Regions from separate parts of the Homo sapiens genome. Here regions 2 and 3 are each linked to region 1. Evidence: chromatin contacts called from ENCODE Hi-C or POLR2A ChIA-PET data. All regions are on one chromosome and are shown on one strand. Each heading gives the region's core, a stretch centred on a gene start or an enhancer-like site at or near the end of the contact. The rest is flanking DNA. Distances are from core to core; before and after follow the strand shown.

Region 1 (3,974 bases), core at 382-2,881:
AAAGCTACAAAAGAAAAGCACTTTCCTAAAAAACTGTATGTAACTGAAATTGAGTTTATTTTATGAAAATATTATTTATTTATTAGTTTTTCAGACAGAGCCTCACTGTCACTCAGGCTGGAGTGCAGTGGCACGATCTTGGCTCACTGCAACCTCTGCCTTCCCGGGTTCAAGCGATTCTCCTCCCTCTGCCTCCTGAGTAGCTGGGATCACAGGCGCATGCCACCACGCCTGGCTAATTTTTTGTATTTTTCATAAAGATGGGGTTTCACCATGTTGGCCAGGCTGGTCTCAAACTCCTGACCTCAAGTGATCTGCCTGCCTTGGCCTCCCAAAGTGCTGGGATTACAGGCATGAGCCACTGTGTCCAGCGTTATTTTATGAAAATAAACCAGTGAAAATTAATTTCAGGCCAGGCACAGTGGCTCATGACTGTAATCTTAGCACGTTGGGAGGCCAGAGTGGGTAGATCACCTGGGCTCAGGAGTTTGAGACCAGCCTGGGCAACATGGTGAAATCCTGTCTCTACCAAAAATGCAAAAAAATTAGCCGGGCATGGTGGCATGTGCCAGCAGTCCTAGCTGTTTGGGAGGCTAAGGTAGGAGGATCGCTTGAGCCCCAGAGGCAGAGGTTGCAGTGAGCTGAGATCGCGCCACTGCATTCCAAACTGGGTGACGGAGTGAGACCCCATCTCAAAAAAAAAAAAAAGAAAAAGAAAAAGAAAATTAATTTCAAAAGTGGAATGTATTCACCCAACAATGTGTTCATTTATAAATAATACAGCAGCAACCTTGGGGATGATTGTTGTGGATGTTTTGATGTTTGGATATAATGTTAGTGGGAGACACAGGAAAATTTAAAATAGCAGTGATGGCTTCTATCTGAATCCCATTAACACTTGCGAGTTCATAGCCTCTTGATTTTTTGAGAAGGGGAGAATTGGAGCTCAACAGGTAGCAAACCATTTCATTCTGCAATTAGTCTGTCTAAAGAAAAAGGCTTTAACATTCAATGCTAGAATAAGGCTATTTTAGACATTTGAATTGCTGGCAAGACACCCCAAATTAGTCATCCCTTAATGGTTGTGTGTGGGTCTGTGTGTGTGTGTGTTTAAAATTCATTATTTACTTATTTATTTTTGAGATAGAGTCTCGGTCTGTCATCCAGGCTGGAGTGCAGTGGGGAGATTGTTGTTCTTTGCAGCCTCAACCTCAAAGACTCAGGTGATCCTCCCATCTCAGCCTCCCAAGTAGCTGGGGCTACAGGCACGTGTCACCATGCCCAGCTAATTTTTGTATTTTTTGTAGAGACGGAGTTTCGCCATCTTGCCCAGGCTGGTCTTGAACTCCTGGGCTCAAGCAATTCGCCCACCTCAGCTTCCCAAAAGTGCTTACAGGCGTGATCTACCAGCCTCCCTTAATGTTTTTTAAAACCACTTATTTAGGGCTATTGGTGAAAACAACAAATGAAGCATAGAGGCAATTACAGGAAGAGAAAGTACCCAATATTATGTAAAATGTGTTAGTACTGAGTCATATGTAAATTTGTGTTTAACTTCCTCACTCTTAAATTCTAGTTCCTGGAATCCCCCTCCTTCATAACTGACTCACAGTCTATTTTGGGACAAACCTGCCAATACTACAATCCCTTTACTGTACATTAAAATATATACAGAAAAGTCAAGAACTAATAGAATCATCAAACAATACCAACTAAGGGACCTCACCCACCTGTGAGGATGGAGCATGTGGCCTCAAAATCAGGGCTGACCTAAACTCTCCATGGTTGGAGTCACGTTTCCTAAGGCTGTGTTTGAAAAAAAAAATTAGTTAATTAGAAATACCTTGTTCACAGTTTAATGCTTGATCTTGTTCCTTATCTAAAATATCTATGGCCAGGTGCGGCGGCTCACACCTATAATCCCAGCACTTTGGGAGACCGAGGAGAGAGGATCACCTGAGGTCAGGAGTTTGAGACCAGCCTGGCCAAAATGGTGAAACCCCTTCTCTACCAAAAATACAAAAAAAATTAGCCAGGCATGGTGGTGCATGCCTGTAGTCCCAGCTACTCGAGAGGCTGAGGCAGGAGAATCACTTGAACCCTGGAGGTGGAGGTTGCAGTGAGCCGAGCTCGTGCCATTGCCCTGCAGCCTGGGCAACAGGAGGGAAACTGTCTCAAAAATAAATAAATAAATAAATAAATAAATAAATAAATAAATAAATAAAAATATCTATTTTTTCCACTTCCTCCTTGTCAAAACTTCTCTAAATTTTTAATAATAAATTTTATTATTTTAAAGTAATCTCATTATTTTTTTCTAAACAGGGTTTGAAGTTACATTTTCATCTTGATTCTAGTTGCTTCCTCCCCCCGCTTTCTTTACTATGTTCCAGTAATTTGATTTCAGAGTTGGCATTAACTCCCTGAATTCAGGAAGATATTCCCCAAGGACCTGAATCTTAGCCCTGGAAGCGATGTGAAAGCTTACATAGCACATCTCTCACCTTCAGTCAGAGCCATACAAAGAAGCTGCTATCTTATTATTCATGGCTTTAGAAAAGACTGCTCAACCTCCACCTGCATCTTATTTTGACATTTAGTTAGCTTTACTGTGTCGAACAAAGCCATTATGCTACACACCAAGCCTGTTTCCCTTGTTTTATACTCAGCGATGATAACCAACCCTGTCTGTATATAAAGCTCTCTATAAATTCATAGACTGTCTTCTTCAATTGTCATTTGGTCTTCTCTTCAAGAAAATTAATTATGTCTTGTTTGCCTCTCCTCATTGGTCTTTTTTTCCAATACTTGACTCATTTTGCCATCCTTGGAGCTGTCTTCTAAATAATTTCCAAGTTTTCCAATTAGTCTTATTTATTTATCTATTTATAAGATGGAGTTTCACTCTTGTTGCCCAGAATGGAGTGCAATGGCGCAATCTCAACTCACTGCAACCTCCACCTCCCAGGTTCAAGCCATTCTCCTGCCTCAGCCTCCTGAGTAGCTGGGATTACAGGCATGCATCACCACACCTGGCTAATTTTGTATTTTTAGTGGAGATGGGGTTTCACCATGTTGGCCAGACTGGTCTCAAACTCTTGACCTCAGGTGATCCACCCGCCCCGGCCTCCCAAATACTGGGATTACAGGCATGAGCCACCACACCCGGCCCTCCAATTAGTCTTTAAACGTGAATTCCAGAAGTTCACATTTCTGAGCACCATTAATTTGAGATCACTTAACAGCTCCTTCACATCATACTCTCATTACACTTACTATTTTTAAGTTGGTCTTTTTGTCTCTCCTTCTAGTTACAAGCTAGAAATGTATTGGTTTTTTATTTGTATTTTATTTTCTCTTTTTTGAAATAGAGCCTTGCTCTCTTGCCCAGGCTGGAGTGCAGTGGCACGATCTTGGCTCACTGCAGCCTCTGTCTCTGGGGTTCAAGCGATTCTCCTGCCTCAGCCTCCTGAGTAGTTGGGATTACAGGCACATGCCACCACACCAGGCTAATTTTTTGTATTTTTAGTAGAGATGGGGTTTCACCATGTTGGCCAGGCTAATCTTGAACTTCTGATCACTCAGGTGATCTGCCTGCCTCGGCCTCCTAGAGTGATGGAATCACAGGCGTGAGCCACCACTCTTGGCCAGAAATACATTGGTTTTTTAAAATGTTCTATTATTAAAACAATTTTTTCTTGCTTAAATTTGGACTTGTTTTGAATACAACTGCTTGGTTTCAGAAAAGGGTGTCTATAAAGAATAAAGGTTATTTTACTATGACACTGATGTATTTCTCTAAATTCAAAGATGAATTTCTAGAAATTTATAACTACAACTAAAATAGGTTTTTGTTCCTCTATTTAATATTTTTTTCTAATATTTTTCCTCTGTTTAATCTTGGATGGATTTTCCAGTTCTGTGTTTTTCCAGCAAATTTCTGGCCAAAAAAAAAAAGAATCAGAATCTAGTAG
Region 2 (3,974 bases), core at 648-3,147, 160 kb before region 1:
TAAAAGTTGCAGTAATAATATACTTTTGCTATAGTTTGTTAAAACTCTTACATCTAATCCAGGTAGAAATTTCCTATATCAGAGTTCCGTAGTTCAGTGAAGCTGGAGCAGCTACATATGTTTTTGAGATGCGGCTGAAGGGAAGTTTAGTTGAGGACACATTTATTTGGTTTTACTGGTATATGTTTCTATAGTTCATGATCACTTCCACGTGGTTAATGCCAGTTGTCCTAGTGTAGGAGTGGCTCCTAGGCAGGCTCTGACTATCCACTGGGCCCACCCAGCCAGCACTGAGACATGAAAGTGCTGGGCCAGAGGCTGCCTCACTGCGAATGTTCCTAGTAGTGCTTGGCACCACAAGGTTACCAACCACGGAGGACACACAAGGTTTGAGACATATGGAGCCAGGGCTAGTCCATGGAAAATTTCTCCCGATTATCAGATGTTTAAAATTTTAGGCGGGGCACAGTGGCTCACAGTGTCCTGCATGAGCTGACTGTAGGGACTACTGACTATCACGCTCGTAATCCCAACACTTTGGGAGACCGAGCCAGGCAGATCATTTGAGCCCAGGAGTTTGAGACCAGGTGGTGCAACAAGGTGAGGCCCTGTCTCTACAGAAAAATACAAAAATTAGCCAGGTCTAGTGGTGCCTGCCTTATAGGCCCTGCTACTCAGGAGGTTGAGGTGAGAAGATTGCTTGAGCCTGGGAAGTTGAGGCTGCAGTGAGCTATTATCACACCACTGCACTCCAGCCTGGACAACAGAGAGAAACCCTAGCTCAAAGAAAAAAAAAAAAAAAAAGATTAAGCGGAAGATCCCGTTCTCATGATGTCTAGTCTAATTGGAAATTCTCTCTTCTTAGGAACATACTTGATAATGACATATATTTAATAACTGAAACATATTTCTTTGCTTTTCTTATTTATTTATTTCTGAGATGGGGTTTCACTCTGTTACCTAGGCTGGAGTGCAGTGGCATGATCTCAGCTCACTGCTCCCTCAACTTCCTGGGCCCAGGCAATTCTCCCACCTCAGCCTCCTGAGTAGCTGGGACCATAGGCACATACCACCAAACCCATCTAAGTTTTGTATTTTTTTAATAGAGATGAGGTTTCACTATGTTGCCCAGATTGATCTCGAACTCCTGGGCTCAAGCTATACTCCTAGGCTCAAGCTATCCTCCTGCCTTCGCCTCCTAAAGTACTGGGATTACAGGTATGAGCCACTGTACCTGGCCATTTGCTTTTCTTTGCTTAATGGTTATCACGTAAAATAGAAGTTATCAGAATTTCTTCTTTTGTGGAGCACAAACCTTTAGCAATACTACAAACAAAATATATATCTCTGTGAGTTGAATATTTTATTCTTTCCAATTATCAACAATAAATAATAAATATAAGTCAAGCGTACTATAAGATTGAATTACATTTCTATTTTCTTCATGGAAAATGATTTTTTAAAGCCAACACGTTAACAGAAAAATCAAAGTATGCTGCCAAAATATGTAAGTAAGAAAGTATTGTAGAGGTGAATCAAGCCGTTAGTTAATAATAAATATTACGGTTTTTCTGGATTTTGTGATGTTTGTAGTATTTGTCATATTTTTAAATTGTAATATGTTGAGATTTCTTTTCTAACTCTAAATAAATGTTTACTTTTATAACGACTTTTATATACTTATCTTAGTCCATTTTCACACTGCAATAAAAAACTGCCTGAGGCTGGGTCATTTATAAAGGAAAGTGGTTTAATTGACTCACAGTTCCACGTGGCTGGGGAGGCATCAGGAAATTTACAGTCATGGTGAAAGGCAAAGGGGAAGTGAGGCCGTCTTACATGGTGGCAGGAGAGAAAAAGAGCAAAGCGACAACTGCCAAACATTTTTAAACCACCAGATCTCATGAGAACTCACTCACTATCATGAGACCAGCGTGTGGGAAACCGCCCCCATGATCCAGTCACCTCCCAGGAAGTCCCTACCCTGACACAAGGGGACTACAGTTCAAGATGAAATTTAGATGGGGACACAGAATCAAACCGTATCAATACTTTTTCTTTTTTCTTTTATTTCTTAATTGATGTATAATGATTGTACACATTTATGGGGTACATAGTGCTGTACATGTAATGTTTAGTGATCAGATCTCAAACGTTTATTATTTTTTGTGTTGAGAACATTTGATATCCTCCTAGCCATTTGACACTACATATTATTACTAATTATAGTCATCCTACAGTGAAATAAAACACTGGAACTTGTTTCTCCTATCTAGCTGTAACTTTGTATCCTTTCAAAAATCTCTCATCATCCTCCTTCCTCTTACCCTTCCCAGCCTCAGGTATCTTCTATACTACTTTTTACTTCTATGAAATCAACTTTTTATATACTTTTTATTAAAGAAGTTCTACAAAATTGCATAAACATAGGCCCTACAAAACCTGGATCCATCTGTAATATCAGGCATCCCTTTGGAAGAATATTTTTGCCGCAATGTCCTCTAGAAGGGTAAGTAAGATTACATTTAATACTTTAATCTCTGGCAACGTTTACTTCCAAAACAATGTGCAAACAGGTTATGAGATCACTTTCTGAAGAAGTCACCACCCATGGGTACAACCAGTGAAGCAGACGCAGGCAAAATCGGCCATGAAACTAGGAGCAGGTGCTATCTCCGGTATCCAGATGGGTGGGCATCTGCCCTGAGGGCCCAGTGATCCACAGTTAACATCATTTTCTTTACTTCCCCTAAACTAAGTCTCCTAGAAGCTACATTTAGGACCTAAAAAAAAAAAAAAAAAAAAAAAAAAAAAGTGAAACAAGTCCACTTCTCTGAAATATGCTCTTTACATGAAAACAAAGAGCCACAGTTACCCACCAGCAGCTATTATTCATTTATAGGTAAGTAGATAAGTAGGTAGGTAGGTAGGTAGGTAGATAAGTAAGTAGGTAGATAGATGATAGATAGATAGATAGATAGATAGATAGATAGATAGATAGACAGATAGACAGATAGTACTAGAGAAAACATGCGCAGATGTTAAATCTCCTCCTCTTATATGCAATTCAACATTTTCCCAAACTGATTCCACAGCTCTTCCGATTCGTGCTGTGTGTCCAGAATACTCTGTCCTGCATGAGCTGACTTTAGGGACTACAGATATGCACTTCTATGCTCTGCTCTGGAAACACAAACAAGTGCTATTAGCCTTTAATTGCTTCAGTAAGTGACAAAAAGCCTGCAGGACTGAGTTGTGGTGGTAGAAGTTATTTTCACTCACATCACACAACAAGCAATAGCTTTTGAAGGAAGAATGTGAAAAGCTTCATGAGAGAGGATGGGTGTGGAAAAATGAGGGGCAAGGGGGATGACAGTGGCAGAGTGGAGAGGGATCGTGAGACAGCGGCATGGCCAAGTTGGGGCAAGCTCAGTGAGAAGCGGCTAAAGTGCCTGGGGAGGGTGGCCACCATTTGCCTCTCTCACAAGTTTGGGCCTGAATGCACCTGCATCTGGATTTTCTGTGATCCCCCAGAAGGAGCAGCTCAATCCTATATAATCATCCAGAGAATTTCCCAAGGCTGAGGCGGGGCAGTGCAGCTGGAATCTGTGTCTCTGTGTCAACACTCTTCAATCCAGGAGTTTTAATTGTCTAAAGCGTCTCTATGTGGCCCTAGAATCGGTTGTCTTTTCTGCTCTTGAGTCCATTTGGGGCCTTCTCCTTAGAGAGCCACCAAGGAAAAATCAGAAAAGGTGACAAGAGGCCAGGCACAGCAGCTCATGCCTGTAATCCCAGCACTTTGGGAGTCTGAGGCGGGCGGGTCACTTGAGGCCAGAAAGTCAAGACCAGTCTGGCCAACATGTTGAAACCCCATCTCTACTAAAAATACAAAAACGAGCCAGAAGTGGTGGTGCATGCCTGTAATCCCAGCTACTCAGGAGACTGAGGCACGAGAATCACTTGAACCTGTGAGG
Region 3 (3,974 bases), core at 1,099-3,598, 140 kb before region 1:
TTGTCAAGAAGACTAAGAGGATGCTTGAGTGCAGAATGGCAGCGTAGCTAAAAAGCAGGTTACTTCATCTCTCTGTGCTTCACTGCCTTTCTTGTAAAATTAGGATAATAGTAGAATCCATGTCATCCAATTGCTGTGCAAATTAAATGAGATAATGACACATCTAATGCCAAATAAATTGTAGTCATTATACGAAAGTGTTATGTTAACTATAAAATGCTAGATAAAAGTGAAATACTACTATTAAAGTTGAGCTCAGTCAAAAGAAGAATAGGAACAAAAATCATTCCAAGGTGCTACATATCCATGTGGTGCCTCAAATCTCAAGTTTTCAGGCTCAGCACTCTTTTGGAGGTTTAAATACAGTAGCTGCTTTTGCTACGGTTGTAATGTCATACAGCTCCCTGCTGAAGGTATCTTCCTTTTTGTAGTCTCTCCCCTCATCTTCTCTATTTCTTTCTAAATCACTTCTCAAAGCATAATTCTTTAAGGCTCAGTGTAACTATTTATGTTAGTCCTGTGCATATACAGAAAGAGCAGGTGAGGTAATGACAAGGCTGTCCATCTTAGAAGATGGATGATGTTTATTCTTCCTATTCTTTAAAGCAGTAAATTTTTCATCTTTAAAATGTTGCATCCTCAAAATGAGTTAGGGCAGCATGAGAATAACTTGGAAACTGAAAGCTTATCTGGGTAGAAGGGATGCAATTACCTACAGAATTTCAAATTATAAAAAGAAGGCTCCATATATTTTTCTTGGATTTTTGTTTGTTTGTTTATCTCTGAGCGCTGGAGAATTCCTGCTTTAGTGAGGATTGAAAATTGAGTGTTAGGCTATCTTTAGACTCATTTGAAAAAAATTGTTCAATTTAGGTAAATAATTCATTGGCAGCTGGACATAGTGGCTCACGCCTGTAATCCTAGCACTTTGGAAGGCTGAGGCGGGCAGATTGCTTGAGGCCAAGAGTTCAAGTCCAGCCTGGCAACATTGCGAAACCTCGTCTCCACAGAAAATACAAAAAAATTAGCCTGGTGTTGTGGTGAACGCCCACAGTCCCAGCTACAGAGGCGCTGAGGTGGGAGGATCATCTGAGCCCAGGAAGTTGATGCTGCAGTGAGCTGAGATCATGCCACTGCACTCCAGCCTAGGCGTCAGAGTGAGAGCCTGGCTCAAATAAATAAATAAATAAATAATAATCCATTGGCTATTTTATTTGATTTTACCCATTCAAATAAACATTTAAAAAATAACCAGTTTTTTTTTTTTTTTTTTTTTTGCCAGAATTCATTTTGTTCCTGTTTATACAATAGTTTGTATATGTAGACAAAACTTAATACCTTGTTTGGTAGAAGAAAATGGGCATAACTAGAACATCAGCATTCCTCAATTCCAAACTTGTTCAGTCAATAGTAAGCAAGAGTGTATGAAGATGCACAGGTATTTAGCTTAAACTTTCATAAAGAAAAAGACTACCCATGCTTTTAAATTACTGGCCTTATGATTTTTGAAATACAAGAAGAAAAAAAAAAACAAAAAAGAAGAAGAGAAGGAGGAGGAGAAGAAGGAAGAAGGAAAAGGTTATTTCAAAGCATGGAAAGAAGCAAATGAGAGTCAGGTAAAAATTTCAACTTCAGTAATCCTAATATGCACTTCTGTGCCTGTTGCATAGTTGGAAGACAATTACTTTGGCTTTCACACTTTCCAGTGAAAAGGGCTATTCTGACTTAGCCGTCCTGGAAACACCTGCATCTGTTGTGTAATATTAATGAACTTGAATTTGGAGTGCTAGCACTGTACCTCTCTCTATGAATAATAGGGCACACATAAATGATTAAAACAAGGGAAACAGAAACCTCCCCAGGATCAAATTCATTTATCAGCCCACCAAGGTCACTGACCTCAATAACCCAGGGCCTAGCTACTAAAATGATTAATTGATCTATTCTTTCATTTCACTTATTTAATTTGAAGAGGGCTGAAGTGAAAATATTTTCAATGAATTGACCTGTAAGCAATTGTATTTAGCTTGCTGCATCATCCAAAACACATATTAGTGGCAGTGAGAAGCATGAATACATGCTATTAAACAGATAAAGGTGAACAAAGAAACCACAGTGAGACAGGAGAATAGGGTGTGGAGGCCGGGAAACTAAGGCCGATTTGTGCTGACTTCCTATAACTGAATCAAAAGGAAAACCCCACCTCTACACACTGAAGTAACAAAAGGATCAGAGGCTACTCCCTTTGCACTGTGTGGCAGATGATAAATGGAAAGTACCTCTGATCGGCCCCCTCGCATAACCAGTCAGACTGGTTGTGGGCCTAGTCTTCATTTGCCTAAGAGTGTAACTTTGTTACTTCACTTCAGCCTCTGATTGGTCGCCTTCTGCAACCAATCAGACTGGTTGTGGGCCATTCCTTCATTCACATGGGGTGTGACCAAGTAACCAATGGGGAAATTCTAGAGGGTATTTTTAAACCCCAGAAAATTCTGTAACAAGCGCTCATCAGCTGCTTGCTTCTGTGGCTCCCTCTCTGTGGAATGTACTTTTGTTTCAATAAATCTGTGCTTTCGCTGCTTCATTCTTTCATTTCTTTGTGCGTTTTGTCCAATTATTTGTTCAAAATGTCAAGAGCCTGGAAGACTTGTAGTCAAGACCCTCCATCAGTAACAATAGATTTTCTTATGCATCTTCCTGTTACTTAACTTGTTATCCCTGGTTTAGAACTCTCCTTATAATTCTCCATACTATTATAACCTCAAAAGGTGTACTGATAAATGAATTGAAAGAATATCCTGGCAGATATAGAGATTAAATTGGATTTCTATAAAGAAAATATTTAAGAAATTTTAAAAATGTGTTTATATTTACAGTCATTGTGGGGTGGAGGGTGGGGGTAGGGAACTTGAGCAGAAGGTCATTTTGTTTTTGTATACAGCTGACAACTTTCATCAGATATTGGTATGGCAAAGATAAGCCTGGAATTCTGTTTAGAGTAACGGTATAAAAACCTGCAGTGATCACAAAGTCATAAAATTAGGAGCATGTAGGCTTATGGTTAAGGAGAAGACATGATTAAGATAAGCTTTAGAGAAGAGGCTATGAGGAGGAAGCAAATTTACTTAATTTTTAAAATTTCATAAATAAGTAAATTGATAAATAAACAAATAAAAAAGGTGTCCTTCACTTTAGTCAACCAGTATGCTCAAAAGGACTTTCAAATTCAATTTTCTTTTTGACATTTGAGACATTCCTATTTCATGGAAAAACCTTGAATTATCATCCCATATATTCAAATATTTTTTATCAAGTTGAGTTTTATTTTGGGTTTTCTTCAAGTGAGGAACCCCTAATACAAGTTATATTTTACATTATAAATGTTTGTATATTCTAGTTTAATTTGCAGTGAACATTTGCCCTAAATGAGAACTTAAAATGTATACTAAATGTAGCATTAAAAACAGTTGTTTGCATTTTATGTCACAGCCCATCCTTGACAAAGACACCTGCATGAAAAGCAGCAAATTTGGATAGCAATACCAGTAACCAGCTATAAAGTTCTGTAAGTTAGTTCCTTTTGTGAATTCTCTGATTGATTGATTGATTTTGAGACAGAGTCTCGCTCTGTAGCCCAGGCTGGAGTGCAGTGGGGCAATCTCAGCTCACTGCAACCTCCGCCTCCCAGGTTCAAGTGATTCTCCTGCCTCAGCCTCCCAAGTAGCTGGGATTACAGGGGTACACCACCATGCCTGGCTAATTTTTGTATTTTTTAGTAGAGACAGGGTTTCCCCATGTTGGTCAAGCTGGTCTCGAACTCTTGACCTCAGGTCATCCACCCGCCTCTGCCTCCCAAAATTTTGGGATTATAGGCGTGAGCCACTGTGCCCAGCCCCCTCATTTATATTAGAAAATTATATCACAGGCTGAGTGTGGTGGCTCACACCTGTAATCCCAGCACTTTGGGAGGCCAA

What was found. A loop is a pair of places that touch in the nucleus more often than their neighbours do. ChIA-PET counts read pairs that join two places held with the same protein, here RNA polymerase II (POLR2A). Pooled maps may share reads with other maps.
Region 2: a loop to region 1 is called in a pooled map, with 3 times the contacts of the local background. The contact joins two enhancer-like sites. A Hi-C loop is called at or near these places in 4 of 37 single-sample maps with no recorded cell type and 3 of 50 pooled maps. POLR2A ChIA-PET finds 5 or more read pairs at or near these places in 1 of 52 experiments (naive thymus-derived CD8-positive, alpha-beta T cell).
Region 3: a loop to region 1 is called in a pooled map, with 6 times the contacts of the local background. The contact joins two enhancer-like sites. A Hi-C loop is called at or near these places in 6 of 168 maps with a recorded cell type or tissue (B cell, CD14-positive monocyte, GM12878 and 2 more), 29 of 37 single-sample maps with no recorded cell type and 17 of 50 pooled maps. POLR2A ChIA-PET finds 5 or more read pairs at or near these places in 8 of 52 experiments (A549, B cell, OCI-LY7 and 4 more).

Annotation. Positions count from the first base shown.
Region 1 is chr6:134,233,793-134,237,766 of GRCh38, reverse strand. All of the region lies in intron 2 of SGK1 (serum/glucocorticoid regulated kinase 1), which reads left to right. Among named protein-coding and RNA genes, the nearest start is that of SGK1, 82 kb to the left of the region's middle. RefSeq lists enhancers at 1,287-1,336, 1,477-1,766, 1,807-1,966. Within about 2 kb of position 1,631, at least 8 of the 41 ENCODE cell types and tissues checked have a DNase peak (open chromatin) inside an H3K27ac peak, as active enhancers do.
Region 2 is chr6:134,396,519-134,400,492 of GRCh38, reverse strand. No RefSeq gene overlaps it. Among named protein-coding and RNA genes, the nearest start is that of LINC01010, 39 kb to the left of the region's middle. Within about 2 kb of position 1,897, at least 2 of the 41 ENCODE cell types and tissues checked have a DNase peak (open chromatin) inside an H3K27ac peak, as active enhancers do.
Region 3 is chr6:134,377,590-134,381,563 of GRCh38, reverse strand. No RefSeq gene overlaps it. Among named protein-coding and RNA genes, the nearest start is that of LINC01010, 58 kb to the left of the region's middle. RefSeq lists a silencer at 1,012-1,071. Within about 2 kb of position 2,348, at least 7 of the 41 ENCODE cell types and tissues checked have a DNase peak (open chromatin) inside an H3K27ac peak, as active enhancers do.